Regions from separate parts of the Mus musculus genome. Here region 1 is linked to region 2. A link is a loop called in an ENCODE intact Hi-C map of the cell type or tissue named here. Cell type or tissue: heart. All regions are shown on one strand. Each heading gives the region's core, and the rest is flanking DNA. Links, peaks and the distances in the headings are about the cores only.

Region 1 (10,301 bases), core at 1,019-9,018, 230 kb before region 2:
GTGGAGTCAAATAGTTGACAGCATGGGGGGAGATGGAGACACACACACACACACACACACACACACACACACACACACACACACACACACACACACGGTGAGAATAGTTTGTGGAGCAGAGAGGCCCTTGTGAAACACCGTCAGTGCACAGTCTGTGATAATGCCTGATGCCTCCTCTTCCTCGCTCCATGCACACAGGTGTAAGCCTCAGAAAAGCAGCTCATTTAGTTATTCACTTGCTGTGTACTTGAATAGAACAGCTGTGGGTAGTGTCAGGCATATTGTTGCAGTTTCATCATGGTTTCTACTTTAGTGAATCTTACAGCTAAGGCAACCACACAAAGAAAGATAAGCTCAAGTTTGCCATATGCAGCAGTTCTATAAAGGGCGCACTTGGATCGAGAAAGTGACTTAAGCAGTCACTTGAAAGATGTCCGGACCAGAGTCAGATATTGGGACTTAAGAGCAGATACACCTGTTGTGATAGCATAGGCATGGTCCAAGCATTCTGGAGTCAGAGGCAGTAGGATTGCCATGAATTTAGGCTAGCCTGGGCTAATTAGAGTGAGAGCCTCTATCAAACAGAAGCAAGCAACACAACAGCAAAAAGAGAAGGAAAGAGAGACATGACAGAACCTCTAAGACCCAGACATCTTTCTCCTAGTGGCTGATGGAAGAGATAGTGCTGGCTAGATGCTGAGGTCAGAGCATGGTAGGAGGAAGGGGAACAGGACCTTGAAGATGAGAAAGGGGAAGCTGTGGAGAACTTTTTGTCAAGTGGGGTTCTTTGAGTTACATATGTAGTAGATGCTCCCTGGTCACATGGAGAATAGTGAAAAGAATAGTGAAAAGAATAGTGAAAAGAATAGTGAAAAGCAGAGCAGGAGGGTGGTGTGTCATGCAGGCAGAAGATGAGTGTTCTCTGAGATGAGGGCATGGCAGGGATGAGGAGTGTGTACTCTAAACTCCGTGAGACTGAAGAAAGAGTGGATGAGAGGGAGAGTAGGAAAGGGGCCAGGAAGATTTCGCTCCTAGCTCTGAGAGAGAAGAGGATCTGGGATTTAGTTCTGAGGAACCCCACGTACACACACTGAATGGCCAAGTGGGAAAGTACTAGAGAGGACGGAGAACGCCGTGAGGGGAGGACCCCAGTGCCCTCGCTGTTCTCAGAGACGGAGTGCCTTGAGGAGAATGTTTCTCAGAAGATAAGTTGATTAGGGTGAGGGACATGTCTGTTGGTTTTGCAACATGAAGATTTCTATTGGGGACAGTGGCAGAACATTTCCAGAAAAAGAATACATTTGGAATATTAAGTGAGAGAAAATGTTCCACATTCCTGCTAATGAAAGAAATGAAAGGATTAGCACTCCTGGGTTCATTTCTAAGGCCAGCAGCTTTCAGAGACAGCACACTTCCTGACCAAGCAGGCCGACCTGGCAGGGCCACTAGAATGCAGTCAGTGAGCACCAGCAGATGCCCTTACTTAAGCAACAGGGGGAGGCTGTGCATCTGAGCCATCTGGGGTCTGAATTCTAAGGTTTGGCTAAAGCACAAAACTTGTTTGTTGACCGTTCATCTTAAGACTGAGTTCCATCTCACACAAGTGTTTGTTTGTTTTGTCTTAGCAATACATATTTCTCACATACATATTTCTCCTTTTGTTTAAGATGACAGTAAAAATAATTCATTTTATTTATATTATTTCTGTCTCTGGGATGATGCTTTTTAGTTAAGAATAACTTTAATATTTAGCTCTCGAAGACTCAAAAAGCATATTTACTGAAGTAAGTTTATCTTTTTTTTATTAGCTTCACCTTTAGGCCAATCTCTATTTATACAGATTATTTCCTTTTATACTTTAGATGGCAAGACTGTTTTATCATAAACCCCAGTTTGCCATTTTGGATGAATGCACAAGTGCGGTCAGTGTGGATGTGGAGGACTACATTTACAGCCACTGTCGAAAGGTAAGCGTCACACACAGGGGCTGTGCTGGAGCGTCTGTGTGCCACACACACCCACTGCAGGCTTGGCCCAGAGGGAATTCCAAGCAACGAGAATGCTACTGAGAAGTAATACCTAGCATTGTCTCTAAACTGGTAACTAATATATACACAGAGTGCATGGAGCTATCAGTGTATTCTAAATACAGCTTTATAAGGGCTGGAGAGTGAAGAGCACTGAGTGCACGTCCAGAGGGCCTGAGTTCAATTCCCAGCAACCACATGGTGGCTTACAACCATCTGTAATGGGATCTGATGCCTTCTTCTGGTGTGTCTGACAGCTATAGTAAACTCATTTATATAAATTAATCTTTAAAGAAAATTTAAAAATACAACTTTATAGATACAAACAGATTATAAGAAATTATCCATGCATTCTAAATCTTAGCAATTTCTTAGTTGTGATATAGTGTTTAAATCTCTTTTACATTATTACTTACTCAGTTAACCAAAACAACAACAACAACAACAACAAAAACGCTGGTATTTCTTTTGTCCCATTAACGTTACCTATATATCATTTTTTAAATTAAGAAAAACCAACAGTTACCATATGCTAACTTAAATCTTTTCACATTCTTATTTTATGTGTACATATGTGTTTGTGGCATATGTACCTGCTGTGCTTGTATGTGTGTGCATGCATAGGGGGTGTGTGGAGAACACAGGTTGATCTGGGTTTACAGGCCGCCCACCATGCCCACCGCCAAAACCCAGTGCTCATGCGGGGACGGCAGGTGCTCTACCCTGAGGCATCTCTCCACCCTTCGTTTGTTAGTTTTTAATTTATTTGGTTTATTTTATTTGGATAGTATTATCTAAAACAAGTTTCTTTTAGTTGATAAACAGGAGGTAAGCTGTGCTGCCATTATTTACATACTTGTTCACTAGTCCTGATGAACTCTTGGTAGATTTGAAAAATAGTAGTATATTCTGTTACTCTGTGTGACTAAATGAGTTTCAGGAGTATTTTAACAGTTTATATTTGGGGAGTTTACAATAAGCCATGTATATATGCACACTCTTGCATGTGCATACATGCGTGCGCATGCACACACACACATGCACGCACATGCACGCACACACATCCACATGCACACACACACATACACTCCCTGCCACTTGGAGGATGCTGTGGATCAGCAGCCGTAGCAGTACCTGGAAGTTGTTAGAAGTGTGGAATCTTGAACTTTGCAAAGTAAAGCAGCGTATTAACAAACTGTCACGTAACTCAGGTGTGTGAAAGGATGACGTGTGGTGTGCTGTCGAGAGGGTCCGCAAGGGTCTTCTCCACTGGAAGATTGTTGATTGAACTGGGATTGTATTTCTTTAATGGCTTGTTTCTCTTCTTGAGTCCTCTTTAGTAATTTGTATGTGGTTTCCAGTTTTCTAGGCTTAGAGATGTCTGCAGTGTTTCCATGCATAAGGTCATATAGACTGGATTTGGCTTGAAGGCTTCTCCCTGACAATTCTATGTTGTTGCCTTTTTTGATTTTAAGATGTGTGGCTCTGTAAGATACATTCCACTTGAGGGAAGAGAACTTACCTGAGCCTTTGATGGTCATTTAACATTGTACTGGCTATGAGGAAGAGGGCTGGGCCCTTAAGTTTAGAACCTTTAAAAACTGTTGCTTTGGAACCTGTTGCATGCATGGCGCTCATGTAGGTCAGGGGACAGCTGTAGGAGGCAGTTCTCCACCACGTCAGTCCAGGAATTGATTCAGATTGTCAGCCGTGGTGGCAAGTGTCTTGCCCACTAGGGCTTCTTGCAAGCCCAAGACCTTTTTCTAACTACCAAACTGTAAATTTACAAATGACATAAAGCAGCACTTGAGCTCAATGACATTAAAGAGAACGGTGGCTGCTTTGCCGAATCCAAGCCACGAGCATCCGGTGTTTGGATCTTACCATTTAGATTTTACTTTTGTATTTTGGCCTAAGTAATTCTAATACACACTATGCCTACCCTAATCCAATTAAAACATCAGGAATAGAAAAAAAAAAGTCTCAGTAGGCTTTTGATACAGTTGAAATATGAAAGCTGATAATGTGCATATCTTCTTATGCAGCTCCTAATTTGCACATTGGCAGCCAAACTTGTGGCACAGTTTAAGTGGTACTACTTGGTGCCAGCAGAATAATTTAGTCATAAAATTTCGTGACAGAAATTTTCAGAATTTACTTAGGCTAATCTTTTAAGAGTATTATCAAAATGAAAATAAGATTAGGGTCTAGAGAGATGACTCATTGGTTCAAAGCCCTTACAGTTCTACAAGAGGACCTGGGTTCAGTTCACAGAATCCACATGGTGTTTCACAACTGCCTTTAATTCCAGTTCCAAAGGATCTCACACCCTCTTCTAGCCGCCAAGGGCACTGGAGGCTACATGCAGGCTAAGCAGTCACACACATAAAATAAAAATAAATAAATCCTTTTAAAAAATAAAATGAAAGGGGGAGGGGGAGGGATAGGGGTTCCCAGAGGGGAGACCTGGAAAGGGGATAACATTTGAAACGTAAATAAAATAGCCAATAAAAAAAGTGCTGAGAAAAAAATAAATAATACAATGAAACTAAAAAATCATGGTGAAGGTTTGCTGATTCTCCCAAAGGTGAGAGGTGTGTGTTGAGGATCTAAGGCAGTGTCCTCCCAGTCATCTGTGTTGGCTGGGTAACTCCTAGGCAGTGGCTAGGACTCTCCTGGGCCTTAGGACTGTGTTTAGCAGCACTTTTAGTGCTGTCCGTTAGATGGCAGTATTGTTCTCAGCATACCAAAAAAAAAAAAAAAAAAAAGTCTTCAGTCATTACCAGAATGCCCACCAGATATTATATATATTTTATAGATGTATATATAGATGTATATATACATATAATATATTACATATAATATATATATGTGTAAATATATATTATATTATACATATAATATATATATATATATATATATATATATATATATGTAAAAGCTTGCCATTCAGTTGAGAACCACTGATCCAGAACAACTACAGTGATGTTTCTTCAAAAATCTAAAAATCTGAACTGTGTTAGAAATTCTGGACCAAGACTGAAATATTTTTATTATGTTTTATAGTAAGCTTATTGGGTAGCAAAACCTAATCCAAACTTTGAAGATTTTTTTTTACAACTTTTTGTCTCATTTGCGTCAGTATTTGTATACATTACTGAAGACACATGCAGAATTCTGCTTAGAACCTTCTAGAAGCAATGGAATAATTACTCCCAACTCTGAACCCCAAGACATAATTCCAAGATGAGACTACAGTAGGGAACTGCACATCTGGAAGCAGTGACTTCCTGACTTTAATCTTTTGCTGTCCGTATCTTACCATTTCATAATAAATCAAATGTAGGGTATGTTTTATCGTTAATTCTTCACTGTAGCCACTGAACGTGGTATCTAAGAACTTAGAAGCATGTGTTTGCGGCTTGCCATCCCGATGTGACATAACCCTCTCTTTGAATCTTTGAATTAGGTTGGCATCACCCTCTTTACCGTTTCACACAGAAAGTCCCTTTGGAAGCACCACGAGGTTTGTATTTCTTCCCTTGTACGGAGTGATGAATTTTATGAATCTTATGTAAATATGTGAATTTTGTTGACTGATTTTAGATTTCATGGTCACGTCACCATGTGGGCATACATTTTATGGAAAAGGGTGGTTTGAGCTTTACAGTATACAGTGGGACTTGATTTGGTATTATTGTTGTCAGTTTTGGAAGCGAGAATGTATATAACAATCTCTAGCTCTACTGAGATTAGAGAGCAGTTAGGTCTCTAGTGTCATAAGTGACTGCTGTGTAATAGCGATGGGTAAATGAGCTGTGTCGTTACCATTCAGGTTTGACAGAAGAGCAGAAAGTCTTAACAATTAGATGGCAAAATTTTGTTAGCATTTTCAGTAGCGGTCAGGACTATAAGGGAAAGATAGCATAATGCCAGCCATGTTTGTAGTATAATAAAATAGGATCTGTTAGATAGTCCCAGCCACTTACCAGACACCGTGCTGAAGTTCGAAGTAGTACAGGAAGTGCTATAGATTCTGGGTAGTGTCCTCAAGGTTAGTGGGGGAATGTCGAGAATAGAGCTCTTTTCTTCTCTCTGATTCTCTTATCTTTCCTTTTCAAACTTTGCTATTCCCTCCCTCCCCTCTCCTACCCTCCCCCTTTTCCTCCCCTCCTCCTTCCCTGTGCTGGATCCAGCCCTAGGCCTCATGTGTGTAAGAACAGCCACCGTGTAAGGGAAAGGAACACGAAGCAGCTAAAAAATAGCAAACAGAAAATAAACAGAAAACATATCTTTATATATAGACACTCACTAACTAGAAACAGAAGGCTTTGTTCTGTGTCTTTGGGGGCACACGTATAACTCCTTCACGTCTCTGCTGAACCTAAACAAGAGTCTTTCAAGTGGAGAGTGGTAGCTGACCATGAAGCAGTCAGTGCTGCACTGGTGAGCCACCCAGGCTCTGGCACCGGTCATCCTAGTAGCTCTGAGCTGCAATTCAGAGCTGTGAAAGCATCTTCTTTTGTGGGATGCCTGTGCATTGACTAGAAACGTGCAAAAGTCTGTTTTAGTTCTCCGAAATGGGGAAACATACCTGTTCTTAGTCTCTGACTTTCCTTTTTCTCCCCTAGTACTACCTGCATATGGATGGGAGAGGCAATTATGAATTCAAAAAGATCACAGAAGATACAGTTGAGTTCGGATCATAGAGACCATCTCAAGAACTTCATTTGCTTCAAAACAAGATAATGAACAGAATGCATTTGTAAATGCAAGATGCATTGTAAAATAAAGTTAAGCTTGTTTTTTTTTAAAAAAAACAAAGCAACAAATTGACTAGATATAGGATAATTGAAACATGTTAAAACATTTAATATTGTATAGGATATTGCTAATTGTGTATATGTTGGTTTAATTATTAATTATGTACTAAGAATGTCCTTATTCTTGTGGTTAAAAAACCTGCCTGAATTAAATTGGGCTTAAATCAGTGTAACCTGATTCATCCTGGGATGTAAACCATTTGAAGTCAGCTAATTTGACTTTTATGGCTCTGTCTTTTTCTTTCATGAAGAACCCTGTTTAAAACTGGGGTCATTAACTGTTCTATTCTAACAAAGTAGTCTTGAGTTTCATTTCTTATGCCCCATGGTAGTGGGAACCAGACCAATCACAATGTTTTATTGAAACATATTCCATCGTTACAGGATAGCGTTCGGTACACAGTGGCGGGTTTCTTTAGCTGCTGTGTTTATTCTCATTCCTCACACATGCCTTTAAGTGCATTGGACTCCAGGAGAGCCATTTGGGGTTTCTCTAGCTAAACAATAAATGTACCTGTCTCAGTCCGCTGGACTGAGTTGTTTTGAAGGTTCTCATGGTGCACAGCAGTGTGTATGTGGTGTACAACAGTGTGTATGCAGCCGTGCTTACAGCCTGTGGTTGCTACCTGTTGTACCAGTCTGACCAGTGTTTGGAATGTTCAGACATAATCTCCTGTGTGAAGCTCAAGGTCTTAGGAGGATTTTGGATTTTGTGAAGAGATGGACAGTCTCATCAGAAATGTGGTTGTATAATGGTGAGCGCCACATGAGTGTAGAGGCACTATATGACGTAGTGTACTGAGCATGCAACGCTGCTGCCGTCCTTGTCTGTGGTTTCAGTTTGTAAAACTGCTAAGCCATTCTCATGCACATGGGTGAATGACATTTCCTAGGAACGGTCTCTGACTCCTGGACAACTACTCCTGTATCGGCTCTGGCTCCCCGGAACCATTAGAGACTAACTGTTGTTTCCACAAAGGAGGGCTGAGAGTGAACGTGATCATACGTAGTTGTGAAATCGGTTTGATTGAGTGGGCTCTGAAAGGGGCATTTAATGGTCTTGTTTCTTCATAACTCACAATCACTGGCTACCAAGATAACCCTGATGTATTGATTCCATAAATGCATCACATTCAGTTTTACCATGTCTCCTTAGCAAACTTGTGTACTTATTTTCTGTTCAGATTAAAAAAAAAAAATGATAACCTACAGAACATGTGCCTGACCTTTTTTATTCTTGGTTTTGAATGTTGACATTCAGAAAGGGCTTTCAGCACCCAGGCGGTCTTTTTACATTACCTTATTAAGTGAGCTTTAAAAGATTTTGTTTTATATTTCTAGGCAGGGTCTCCTATGTTGCTCTGGCTGGCCTTGAACTCAACAGAGATCTGCCTACCTTTTCCTCCTGAGTGCTGTGATTAATGTACATGTTTAAATGTGCATTTCTTTCTTAGAAAATCCTCACCAAATGTTTACACTTCACAAATGCTAACAGATGGCCAGGAAGGCTAAAGGCTATCGTGTCCTGGAAAGGCTTTAAGGCACAGGGAAACTACACGTTTTCAGATTGCTAGGCTACCTACCGCAAGGCTGCCAGCAGACGTGTTCAACCTCTTGTCTACCTCCTGATCGGGGATTTCCTGTTTTCCTCTAATAGTAAAGTGCCTCACCGTTTGAGGCAGAGAGGCAGGTCTTCCAGGAGAACCCCTGTGTACTCTAGCGTGGGGATGCTTTTCCCAGGGCTGACTAGAGAGCGGTGCTCAGTCGTCCTCTGCACGATTGTCACAGATTACACCGAGAACGCTGGCTTAACCCCAAAGAGAAATCAGTAAATGGAAGACCGTCGTGGATGGCCTTCTGCAGATGAGGTTTGTGTTGCTCTGTGTCCTGCAGTTCTTTTATCTAATGAGAAAGTATGTAAACAGTGTTGCTCAGCGTTGCTGGAGTGAGGTGGTGGCTCTCAGTGATAGATACTTGCTGAGTACAGCTGTCCCATTTTCTTACATCATTTTAAAGCTTTTAGTTTTTTTTTTTTTTTAAACATTTTTCCTTTTTTTTTAAAAAAAAATTATGTATGTGAATATACCGTAGCTGTCTTCAGACACACCAGAAGAAGGCATTGGATCCCATTACAGATGGTAATGAGCCACCATGTGGTTCCTAGGAATTGAACTCAGGACCTCTAGAAGAGCAGTCAATTGTCTTAACCATTAAGCCATCTCTCCAGGCCTTTAAGCTTAGTTTTTAAAACCTTAAGCCGTGTCTAGCGACTGAGTCCTGTTGTTGGATATGACATTACTAATTGAGAAGCTGATACTCACAGTGTTTTATTTAAACACTGAGTAGTTTTTTGTTTGTTTGTTTGTTTGTTTGGCTGGTTGGTTTTTGAGACAATGGTTGGTCACTGCATAGCCCTGGTGGGCCTCAAACTTGCAGCTGACCTGGCTCTGCCTCCCGAGTACTGGGACTACAGGTGTGTGCCCCAGCTTGTCAGCGTTGGGTGGTCCCTACCACCTACCTTCTTACCCCCCCCCCATAGTTAAATCATTTTTAAAACTGTAAACACTCTGTGGCAGCACAGGCACAGAAGTATCCTTAAATTTAAGCACTGGTTTTGTTGTTGTTCATGTCCACAATTGAAATCAGGAAATAGAAATTTATTATCATTCAAAAGCCTCCTTTCCATCTTTTTCTTAGTTACTGGCCTTCTACTTGTATCCTACAGTCTAACTTTACCTGTTTTTTTTTCCTTTTTTTCTAACTCTTTTTAGATACATGGTACCCTTTTGTACAAGACTTAATTCTCTCAGTACTGTGAGATCGACCGATGGAGAGACAACAGTTCCTTCTCTTATGGCTATGTCTAAACATCTGAATGAGCTTTTTGCCTAGCCATTAGTGGGTGCTGGGTTCTCTTCTGTATATGTATATGTAAGCCATAAAGATATTCTTAGGTGTGTATATATATATATATATGTGTGTGTGTGTGTGTGTGTATACATATATATACACACATGTATATGTGTGTGTGTATATATATATATATGCATATATATGTAAGCCATAAGGATATTCATAGGTGTATTTTTTTTGGTATATTTTGAAGTGGGACTTTTTTTAAAAAATTGAGGTTCTGCTCAAATTCCCTTTTGTTTCCACTGTAAGTGGTTTTTTGTTGTTTATTTGGTTTGTTTGTTTTTTCTCCTTTCTGTGTCATTAGCTATGGACAGGAAGTCATCATGCCTTCATTTTACATTCCCACGATTGCAGTGAGGTTAAACTCTTCATGGTTACTGGCTGTGTCTAGATCGTCTTTGGGAAGTGTTGTTTAGTCTCTAAGCCCTTTCAAGACTAAATACCATGTCCTGTTGATGTTTCAGAGGTTCTCCATGTATTCTTAGTATGAAACTTTAAATAGTTAAATGCTCTTATATCAGACAAATTAGATTAT
Region 2 (10,301 bases), core at 1,581-9,580:
TCCACTCCACCATCTCTCGTTCTAATCCCTCATGTGTTGTATACACCCAATGCCTTATCAAGTTCATGATGTCTTCTGTTCTCTTTCTCTCCCCCCTGGCTTTTTTTTTCCCTTCGGTTTTTCAAGACAAGGTTTCTCTGAGCAGTCTTGGCTGTCCTGGAACTCACTCTGTAGACCAGGATATCTTCAAATTCATAGAGATCCACTTCCCTCTGCCTCCTGAATGCTGGAATTAAAGGTGTGTGCCACTACTGCCCAGCGATGTCTTCTTTAATTATTATTGTGACATGTGTGTGTGTGTGTAATACAACCTGATGAGTCCATTTAGTACATCAGATAAGTACATCAGATTCCATTTTTCTAATTACTTATCTCCAGTGAAGCTGGCATCCCAAATTAATGTAGCTTTTAAAAATAATATTTGTATTAGTTTTTTGAGAATTTCATACAATGTATCTTGGCATTTCCCTCCTAGATCTACTCCTGCCTCCTCAACAACTCCATACTCTCTCTCTCTCTCTCTTAAAGGTTCATTTATTTAATGTATATGAGTACATTGTAGCCGTCTTCAGACACACCTGAAGGGGGCATCAGATCCCATTTCAGATGGTTGTGAGCCACCATGTAGTTGCTGGGAATTGAACTCGGGACCCCTGGAAGAGCAGTCAGTGCTCTTTTAAGATTTATTTATTTAAATTATGTATGTGTGTACACTGTAACTGTACAGATGGTTGTGAGCCTTCATGTGGTTTTTGGAAATTAAATTTTACTCCGGTCAGCCCTGCTCGCTCCAAGCCCAAAGATTTTATTATTATACACAAGTACACTGTAGCTGACTTCAGACGCACCAGAAGAGGGCATCATATCACATTACGGGTGGTTGTGAGCCACCACGTGGTTTCTGGGATTTGAACTCAGGACCTTCAGAAGAGCAATCAGTGCTCTTAACCGTTGAGCCACCTCTCCAGCCCCACAATCTGAACTCTTGCCTGTGTGATGTACAGTATCTTTTCTATTTAAAGATTTATTTATTTATTAGATGGAAGTACACTGTAGCTGTCTTCAGACACCCTAGAAGAGGGCGTCAGATCTCATTACAGAGTGAGCCACCATGTGGTTGCTGGGATTTGAAGTCAGGACCTTCAGAAGAGCAATCAGTGCTCTTAACTGCTGAGTCATCTCTCCAGCCCGATGTACAGTATCATGAGGCCTCTGAATTTGCTCCCCAGGACTGTATCTTGTCCTCACTATCGCTCTAATACATTTGCTAACATAATATTCCCTTTCAAGTTTGATTATTTATACAACAAGTTGAGCCCAGCAGCAGAACAAATGATTAGGGTGCATAAAGCCGTGGGTTCAGACCCCAGCACTAAAATGAGAAAGAAGACAATGAGGTTTTGCCTAAACACACACGTAAGAGACAGTTTAAGATGCTGTTTTCCAAGGCTTCCACCCTACAAAATGCTCCATGAGATTCAGTTTGGAGCTGATTAACTGTATCTTAAAGCAGGCTCATCTTTCAGGGCTCAGCGGGGCCTCTCTCCCCATGACTTCTGTGATTACCTCTGTTTTCTCTCTCTCTCTCTCTCTCTCTCTCTCTCTCTCTCTCTCTCTCTCTCTCTCTGTCCTTTGCGCTTCCTCCTGGGTTTCTCTTTAGATCCCGTTGTCCCAGAGGAAAAACAAAAACAAGACAATCAAACAGAACACAAGATGCCTTGTATATCTAGTGTAGAAGAGAAATCGTGGCTCAGCTCTCATTAATCAACCGATTGGGTAGAGTTCACCAGCCGCTCACTTTGTCTTGTAAATAATTACTTAGAGTCTGAGGCCCATGAGCTCTGCTTGAAGTCTTCTGGCTCCATCTTCTGGATTAAATTGTAAGTATTTGGAGAAAGAACTGGGTGAAAGTCCACAGAGCAGGGTGGGACTTGAGGGAGTGAAATCAGGTGTCTGGGCTCAGGATTCCAGGAGCTCCTGACCCGTTCTCAATCACATCACCCCCATCCCCCACTCCCCCTACCCCCACCCCTGCCCAGCCGGCCTCAGGGAGACTGGCTGGGCCAGCTGCTGCCAATCTAGTGTTTTATCTGTGGGGTCATGACCTGCACTCTAGTGCTTCCTACTCTTCCCTGTCTAGACTTGCAGTCCACGGTCTGACATCAGTTCAGAGGCGCCCACCAAAGCCTCTGACAAGGGCCATTACAATAGCCAAGATGAGCTGAAAGCAAACAGATGAAAGCAGTAAAAATTAGAACTCACTCACCCGGAAAAGGCTGAAGGTGGATGAGCTCTTATTCTAACATCTTTGTACACAATACTAAGGCAGAAAAACTCTTCTGATTCTGTGCCGTTTATATTTAGCGGATACTTCAATATCTTGATCTTTTTTAAATGTATAGCAACAGGCTTTTATGAAGAAAGTCCATTTGCACTGTAGACTCCGTTCTAAGTTAACTTGCCCTTAGGCAAGGGCATGGCCCCTGCCCTTGAGGTCTGAGAAAAATCACAAAATGTCCCTGGAAGTAACAAAATAGACATAGTAGCTGCTGCTAGCTGATAACAACAGAGTGGGCTAAGAAAACCTAAGTCTTTCCTAGGTCAAGGTGCTCCGGTTTTGATGTACGCTCCCTCCTTATGGTTTAACCAGGTGCTGTAAACCAATTAGTTTAAAGACCTTCCACGGACCGGGCTCAATCGGCCCCCCTCAATTCGTGGGGAGTCAGGGGTTCCGGCAGGTGGACATAGAGTCGGCGAGAATGGGGTGACAAACAGACATGACACGAGAGAGTGTGTTGGATCTGAATGTAATGTCAAATTGAGCATCAAACTTTTTATACAGTAGAAAATAGGGAAGTTCGGTGACACATCGGCAAGGTACAATGAGATTACTGGATGCTTAATGACTATCACACAAAACAGGAATGCAAACACAAAGACTGGCAGGAACTGGGCAATAAAACAACTGAGACAAGGTCAGCTCTATCTAAGGTCAGCTATATTCTAGGAAGCCAGGTGTGAGGTCTTTACACTCCCAGGGCAAGGGCTTTCATGCCCAAGTCATGGCTCTAATTAGGGAGTTCCGTTCTAGCTAACCTTCTCATGAATAATGCAATACTTTAAAACCACAGCTTGATCTAATTCCTAAACCATTGTAAATTCCTGTATATGGGAGTGACTTGGCTTTTATTCTAAGTGATTGTGTGTGGGGACTTTCTACTAATAAGTAATGTAGTCTGCCATACATAACTATAATAAGAATTCTAAACTTGGGGCTGGTGAGGTGGCTCAGCGGTTAAGAGCACTGACTACTCTTCCAAAGGTCCCGAGTTCAAATCCCAGCAACCACAGTAACCATCCATAACGAGATCTGACGCCCTCTTCTGGTGTGTCTGAAGACAACTACAGTGTCCTTACATATAATAAAGAAATAAATCTTTAAAAAAAAATTCTAAATTTACGTTGCTAAGCTTGCCCTGAGATTTCTAACTCTATGTAGTATATAGTAAGGCCTGATTTCTTTCACTATCTCTCTTACAATACTAGAGGCAATTCTGAATGTCACTGAATAGGCAACTTTCTTACCAAGACCAGAGTCAGCTCAAGGACTACCTAGGGTATTGGTGAAGGCCAAGAAGCAAAGTTCCATTTTGCTTAGGTATTTGGCAAGTCATTGCTTGGAGGCACCTATAACGAAACAATACTGAAAGGAAGCACACAGATCCATTCACCAGGACAAAATTGGAGCATATGTGCTATGGGATGCCACAGTTCCAGGAGACTAAGTTTCCAAGAAACTCTTCTCCTTGGGACTGCTTCCAGGTTTCTAAACCTGTCAAGCAAGTCACTACTGGAGTGGATGTAGCAAAGACCAGCATTCCTTTACCCTCTCAGGTAACACCAAGGCTTAGAAACACCCGCTTGCAGTTTTCCCCCTGCTTGCAGGGTTTTTCCCCCCGCTTGCATATAGATACAAATAAGTATACAGAAATGCAGATAAATGAATGATGGATAGATGGGTTAGATGTGTAACAAATTTTTGGGCACCCTGAGTTGCCTTCGAGACAAGTGTTTGAAAAAGAACAAAGTTAAGTCGTCAAGCAAGTTGACATTTGGAAAGGTATCAAAGGTGTCACTGAAGCCATGACAGTGTGACCAGAAACTGGTGAGTTGCAGCTGGAACTATGTGTGCACCTATGCAGGTCAGGGCTGAGGGGCTGGAACATCCCTGGGTGCTGTTCTGAGATGGACCCCTCAGCCTGCTTCTCCAGCCTCCTGAGCTGCTCAGGTCCACACACACACACACACACACACACACACACACACACACACACACACAGAGAGAGAGAGACCTCTCACGGTGCTCTGCGCACTAAGTCTGAGCCAGAACACAGGACGCCTTTGTTCTGAATTTGTATGAATAAATTGCAAACAGTGCTTGGTGCGTTTTCTAGGGCTTCCATGACCAAACCCCACAGGCTGGGCAGCTTAAACAACAGCAAGGCACTTCCTCACAGCACTGGGGGCTTGAAGCACAGAACACTTGCCTGTTGCCCAGACCCCTGAATTGCAAACGGTGCCTTCTCCTGGTGACTTCACAAGGCCTCCGTTCTGTGTGTGCTACAGCTGAAAACTGTTTTCTTGAAAAACAAAACCCAGAAGGCTGAGACTGTCTCACCTGTGCCACCCTGGACTCCTAGTTACCTTATAACTAAGACTGTCCTTGGAATTCTATTCCTCTGCCTCCTCTCCGAAGCGCTGGGATTGCAGGTGTATGTAGTATTGGAAATCAAAGTTGGGTCTCACTGCAAGCCAGACAGATACTCCATCGACTGAGCTACTTGTTCAGCCCCTGAGTAGATAGGGTGGAAACCCTCCGTAAGTACCACGCTTATTTAACTCTAAAATTAAAGGGGTTACATTAAAAACCTCATCTCCAACTGCTGAGGTGCTGGGTGCTGGGGTGTCTATGCCTGAAGTTCAGGGAGGGGCTTAATTCAGTGAACAGTTAAGTACACTTCAGTTATCTAGAGCGCTCGCTCAGCAGTCTGGAGTCCTCATCTCGGCTGTTCCACACGTGCAGAAGGCATCTCCTCCCTAGCCACGAGGAGGAAGCGGCCACAGAAGTGGAAACTGCCTCAGATGGGAGATGCACAACAGGCTGGAAAGCAAAAGGGGCAGAGGGACTTCTCTAGAGGTTTCTGTTTCCCAGTATGTAGGTCACCATATAAACCAGCGGTGCAGGAACTGAGCCAATCAAAATGACCGCAACAGCAGTTTATAGAAGGTCGTATTCTGGATCAGAGTTTTCACACTGATAAGTCTGGGTGGCCCTGGAATATGTCCATTCAAACCCCTTCCAGAAAGTTCTACCCTGAAGCCACAGCATTAGAGATGATGAGCAGGTACTTTGGGGTCTATGTACCCCACCCAGATATAGAAACAACTCCCCACCCAAGCTAATTCACTAAATAGTCTAGACAAACTCTCCCGTTTATTACAAATTAAAAGGGTCTGTTTGTATCGCAGTTAACTAAATCTTTCAAAGAGTATTTCACACCAGCCAGAAGTCATGGAGCTTGTTTGGAGCCCACTTACGTTGTAGAAAAAGAAGACTCATCTAAGTTGGCCATTTTAAAAGACAAGAAAACTGAAGCTGATAACTAATGCGTTAAATTTGGCCCAACTCAGGCAGCTGGCATGTGTTAGAGTCTGGCCTTGAACTGAGTTTTCATAACCTCATATCTTCCTGACCAATAAGGTAGGGCATCAGCTAACCAATCCCAAACAGTGCTAAGTTTCATAATAGATAAAATATGCTAGACAACATAAAAACGTATGAGAAACCACAGCAGTTTAATAGGTTTTGATGGAGCATACAGCAATGAAGTATATACATGGAATGTAACCTGCCTTAAAATTTTTGAAATAATAATAATATTTGATAGGTGAATAACAAAAAATGTAGATACAAGAGCAGATACCTAGAGCAGAAGCAATGGAAAAAAAATCTACTGGCTTACAGTGCCATCTGCTGCTGGGAAGTGGTAACTGCATTAGCCCTCCCTGGCAGGGTTTTTCAAGGTTGGCCTAGGAAGGAATCTTACTCATGCTATATAATATAGCTTGTGTTAAACATGAATATGGACTAAGGGGGAAATAAGTATTGTAGAACTAAGGGAAAATAAACTGTAGAGAAAAAGCATAGTACACCAGAAATGGCTCTGCTGCCCTGTGGTAGGAAGCCGCCTAGAATCTTTCAAATAAGAAAGTGTGCATAGTTTACTCCTGTTCTGTGGACCTTACAAGAGTCCTACGGGTTGTTTGTTTGTTTGTTTGTTTGTTTTCTTTCCTAGTCTTTTTTCTTCAAAGAAGAAGTGTTATCTTTAATTGATCATCTCTCTCCTACTTTTCCCCCTTTTGGCTAAAACTCACTTGCTTTGGCAATTTAGCTTTCATACAAATGCCATGTGTTTTTATAAATCGTAGGTTTTCAGAGCTGGGAAAAGCCCTCCAGCCTAGGTTTTCGCATTCACAACAATTAGCTACTCTTTCTCTGTGTGTACCAAGATGTACCCTGCCTCCTTCTTTCTCTGTTTTCTTTTTGGCTTCACAAGAACGGGGGTGGGGGTGGGGGTGGGTAGGAGGAGTTGTTGGATTACAAACTTCAAGATAAACTCTCCTGAGAAGATCTCCATGTATTAATTTCTAAATCAGAGCCAAGTGGTGAGTGGGGTTAGTGGCTTGCCTGGCTTTGCAACTGTACACATTTTCTCCAAACAGACAAGGTAACTGTTGGGTGGAAGAGGAGAAGAAGGCCTAGGTAAGCTGTCACAGTTCACCTTGCCGCCACATAGAGTGGAAGGACGCCAGGGAGGAGGAAAGCCCTCCTCTGGGTTTATCTGCCTGCAGAAAGGATTAACTCTGAGGGAGCACCCACTTTGAATGTAGACTTTCTCCAGCCAAAGGCAGGGGGCTCGGGTGAGACAAGCAGGAGGAAGGAGAGAGCCCCCTGGTTCTTTCTCTTTGCTTTCCAGCCATCACAGAGAGTTCCTTAGCTCCCTAAACCCTCCAGCCACGGTAGAGTGAAGCCTCGAGTCAAAATAAATCTTTGCTTCTCTAAGTCGATGTTTGTGTGGGTATCTATCACAGCCATGAAAGGCTCAGCGAAACATAGCGGAATGCAGCAAGACTTTAGGAAATCAATCACAAGTTGTTTTTTCTAGAAGCATTTGTATACATTAATTGCTAATGGGATGGGTATGAGATACTTGGCAAGAAGCAAAAGCAGATGACATTCTTGTTTTTCAGTAGTCGTGAAGAGCAAATCTACTCTCACATTTCAGAGTAGACAAATGAGCTCTGCCAACCGTGACATTTACCCAACTAGACAATGAAAGTGCTAGTCTCGGGTCACCAAGAGGCTGACATTTGTCCTACAGGTCTCTGTCCTATGCCATCTCCCAATCTCCAAACCCCCTGCTTCAGCTCTTCCTCGCTCCCAGGCCTTTGATTCAAATAGGATCCAGTAGTGGGCATTCATAGCTAATGACGGAGTTATTAGTCACAAGTTTTCTTTCAGGGTGTTTTAAGTTTTCCTTCTGTATATACTCAAATTTTTATTTTGGTTTGTCTATTTAAGACACTGTAGATAGGGTTGATCAGCGGAGAAGATGTAGGGAAGGAATTTCCAGGTGCCTTGGAATTATTTCTCCCACTCTGACACCTTACATAAGAAAGGGCACTAAAAGCATTCAGTGGCACTTCTAAGTGTTACGACTTGTGTCATATATAAGGAAACACATCTACCACATGGTATTTTCTCCAATGAGCATCTCCAGATAGCACCCATCAGGACCAGGTTTCAGGGAAACACAAAGAATTGTCTTCACACTTTGAAAGGAGAAAATGGTTTCTGAAGACCGGTGTGCACCATAAAAGACTTGAGTAAGAGACATATAAGAGACTGGTGCAGATACGTGGTGGATGAAAGTAGGAGGTTTCTTCACCAGGTCATTCATATATCCAGAGGCCAAGAGATGTGACAAGATGTGACAAGAGATGTGATTGTCACGCAAACACTGCCGTTCCTTCTTACTCAGCTTCTGCCACATCTCTTCCATGGCTTAATCCACACTGTTACTAAGTGGAGCCAAATAAGCTGTCATTCTGATCATTTTATTCTCCATGTCTAACAGAGCTTTTTGGTTCTGCTTCATCTTTATTTTCCGGCTTCATCGATACTACCGTAATCATCACAGTAAATATAAATATACATGCTGTGTGTATTTAAGCCTCTCCATCCATCGGTTCTGGTACTAATTTGTTTGAGATGCTGTGGCTAAACTGTGCTCTTTCTGTAGTTGTGCAAATGTCTACTTGAAGGGGGGACTCTAGGGGATGAATTCAGGGCCCCCTGGAAATCCAGCTACTCGTTCTGAGAAGCCTGCATTCAGGAATGTTCTGAGAGCTAAGAGTGAGAAGGAAGATAATTAGCCTGGAAGGGATTCCTCCCCGCACAGCAGAGATCCATTAAGGATCATTACCCTCTAACCACTCCCTGGTTATTTTTTAATATAATATTTGTACTATCTTTTACTATTTCTATACATACATGCAATATATCCTGATGCTATTCGCCTCTAACTTCCACCGAATTACTCACACAAGTCTCTGAGAACATCCCAAAAGAGGAAGCAGAAAGATTGTAATAGCCAAAGGTCGGAGAGGACCAGAGCGAAATAATATCTTCTGAAACATGACGGGACCTCTGCACTTAGTGGGCTAGCAGCCTGACGGTGTGGAGGGGCAGGTAGATGGGTTGGGGCAGAGAAAGGGGACCGAGAAGGAAAGTCCTCCGCAGCCCTTTTTAAAACTCCTCACCTCAGCAGCGCTTTGGTGCCCACCTGAATGTTGAAGAGAAAACTGTTCTTGCCAGGGACATTCACACTGGATGTGCTTCAAAGGGTGCCCACTGGAAAATCAGATGATGATGCAAAGAGGAGGGAAGTGAGCACCCCACACACAAAAGGGAGAGAAAGAGACCTACTGATAGACAGACAGAGAGAGAGAGAGGAGAGAGGAGAAAGACAGGAGAGAGAGAGAGAGAGAGAGAGAGAGAGAAAGAGAGAGAGAGAGAGAGAGGGAGGGAGGGAGGGAGGGAGGGAGGGAGGGGGAGAGGAAGAGGGAGAGGGAAGGAGGGAGGAAGAGAGAGAGAAAGGAGAGAGAGAGAGACAGGAGAGAGAGAGAGAGAGAGAGAGAGAGAGAGAGAGAGAGAGAGAGAGAGATATTAAATCAGTCCTCTGAGGGCTTTGTGTTCCTGGGACTCACGCTGGAGAAGATTCAGCCTTATAGAAATAGCAGCTGGAATGATAGACACTGAGCCCCTTGACAGAGTGTCGCCATTGCTGTCTGATCTTAGCTCAAGGATGACAACAGATTGCAACTTGATGCGCCTGGAAGAGAACTGGTGAACCTTTCAGGGCAGGATTCGGCACACACAAAGCACCACTTACCTGTGTGTGACACACCCCTGCAAGCTCCCCGCCCTCAGGAATGATCCCTGAGGCCTCACTTCTAACTCCAGGCGCTGGCAACGGGCCCAGGCGTCGCACAGTGGTCAGGAGCACTTCCTGGGAACCGGTGCTGCGCAGGTGCCACCCCCGCTCCCAGCAGGTCCTCCCAGCCTAAAGCCACCACGGAAAGGGCGTGTCTAGGGGACCAGCGCCCTGGACCTCTAGGAGGCGCTGAGCCCTGCTCGCCCTGCCGCCCCTCCTGGGCCACTTGGCCCGGTCGCCGCACCTCTGTCCCGTGTGCAAGGCGACCACCGCCGCCGCCAATCCCAGATGCCGGGTACCATGCAGTGCTTGGGCGCCGAGTACCTGGTAAGAGCGACAACTTGAGTCCTGAGAGAAGCGGCCTCTGCGGGCACCTACCTGCACAGACAGGACGCTTCCGGCTCCTCTGTCCTTTGGGAGATAAACCACTTTCTCTCAGTGACACCGCTCCTTTAAAGACACCTGGCACTGAGGACCCAGTACCTGACACAAGTGTTGGGCTGAGGCCAGGAAGGCGCAAGGGACTAGGGGGTGAGGGGTGTCTTACCTCTAGTAAGAACTTGGCCCCCGGGGGGGTTTCACATCCATCCTGCAGAGAGCTGATCTTCCCCAGTGATAGAGTTGAGTTGCTTTAGCAGCCTTTGGAGAGGTTTCGGTTCGGTTGATTTCACCTAACTGTTTCTCTTGCTTTTCTCAACTCTCCGTTTTCCTGGAAGGTTTCTGCAGAGAAAACAAGGCAAAGAG

The links. A loop is a pair of places that touch in the nucleus more often than their neighbours do. Peaks named below come from ENCODE experiments on the same cell type or tissue, not always from the same donor. Only the 100,000 strongest peaks of a DNase experiment are listed, where the experiment ranks them.
Region 1: it touches region 2 in a loop (9-fold over the local background); 18 of 42 quality-filtered maps call a loop at or near these places.

Annotation. Positions count from the first base shown.
Region 1 is chr3:121,756,667-121,766,967 of GRCm38, reverse strand. Abcd3 (ATP-binding cassette, sub-family D (ALD), member 3) reads left to right here. Exons shown (of 23, transcript NM_008991.3): 21 at 1,863-1,967; 22 at 5,497-5,553; 23 at 6,659-8,064. The coding sequence ends at 6,736. Among named protein-coding and RNA genes, the nearest start is that of F3, 38 kb to the right of the region's middle. In heart, for the core only: a CTCF peak has its summit at 4,729; no DNase peak of the experiment used is centred there.
Region 2 is chr3:121,531,744-121,542,044 of GRCm38, reverse strand. A530020G20Rik (a long non-coding RNA gene) reads right to left here and starts at 9,101. Exons shown (of 2, transcript XR_867597.1): 1 at 8,907-9,101; 2 at 5,838-8,470. It overlaps Slc44a3 (solute carrier family 44, member 3), which reads left to right and starts at 9,701. Exons shown (of 15, transcript NM_145394.3): 1 at 9,701-9,884; 2 at 10,274-10,301. The coding sequence starts at 9,846. Gm38684 (a long non-coding RNA gene) reads right to left here. Exons shown (of 2, transcript XR_376017.4): 1 at 10,105-10,301; 2 at 9,581-9,968. In heart, for the core only: a CTCF peak has its summit at 1,854 (motif pointing left); no DNase peak of the experiment used is centred there; H3K4me3 peaks cover 913 bases; H3K27ac peaks cover 2,132 bases; H3K27me3 peaks cover 2,205 bases.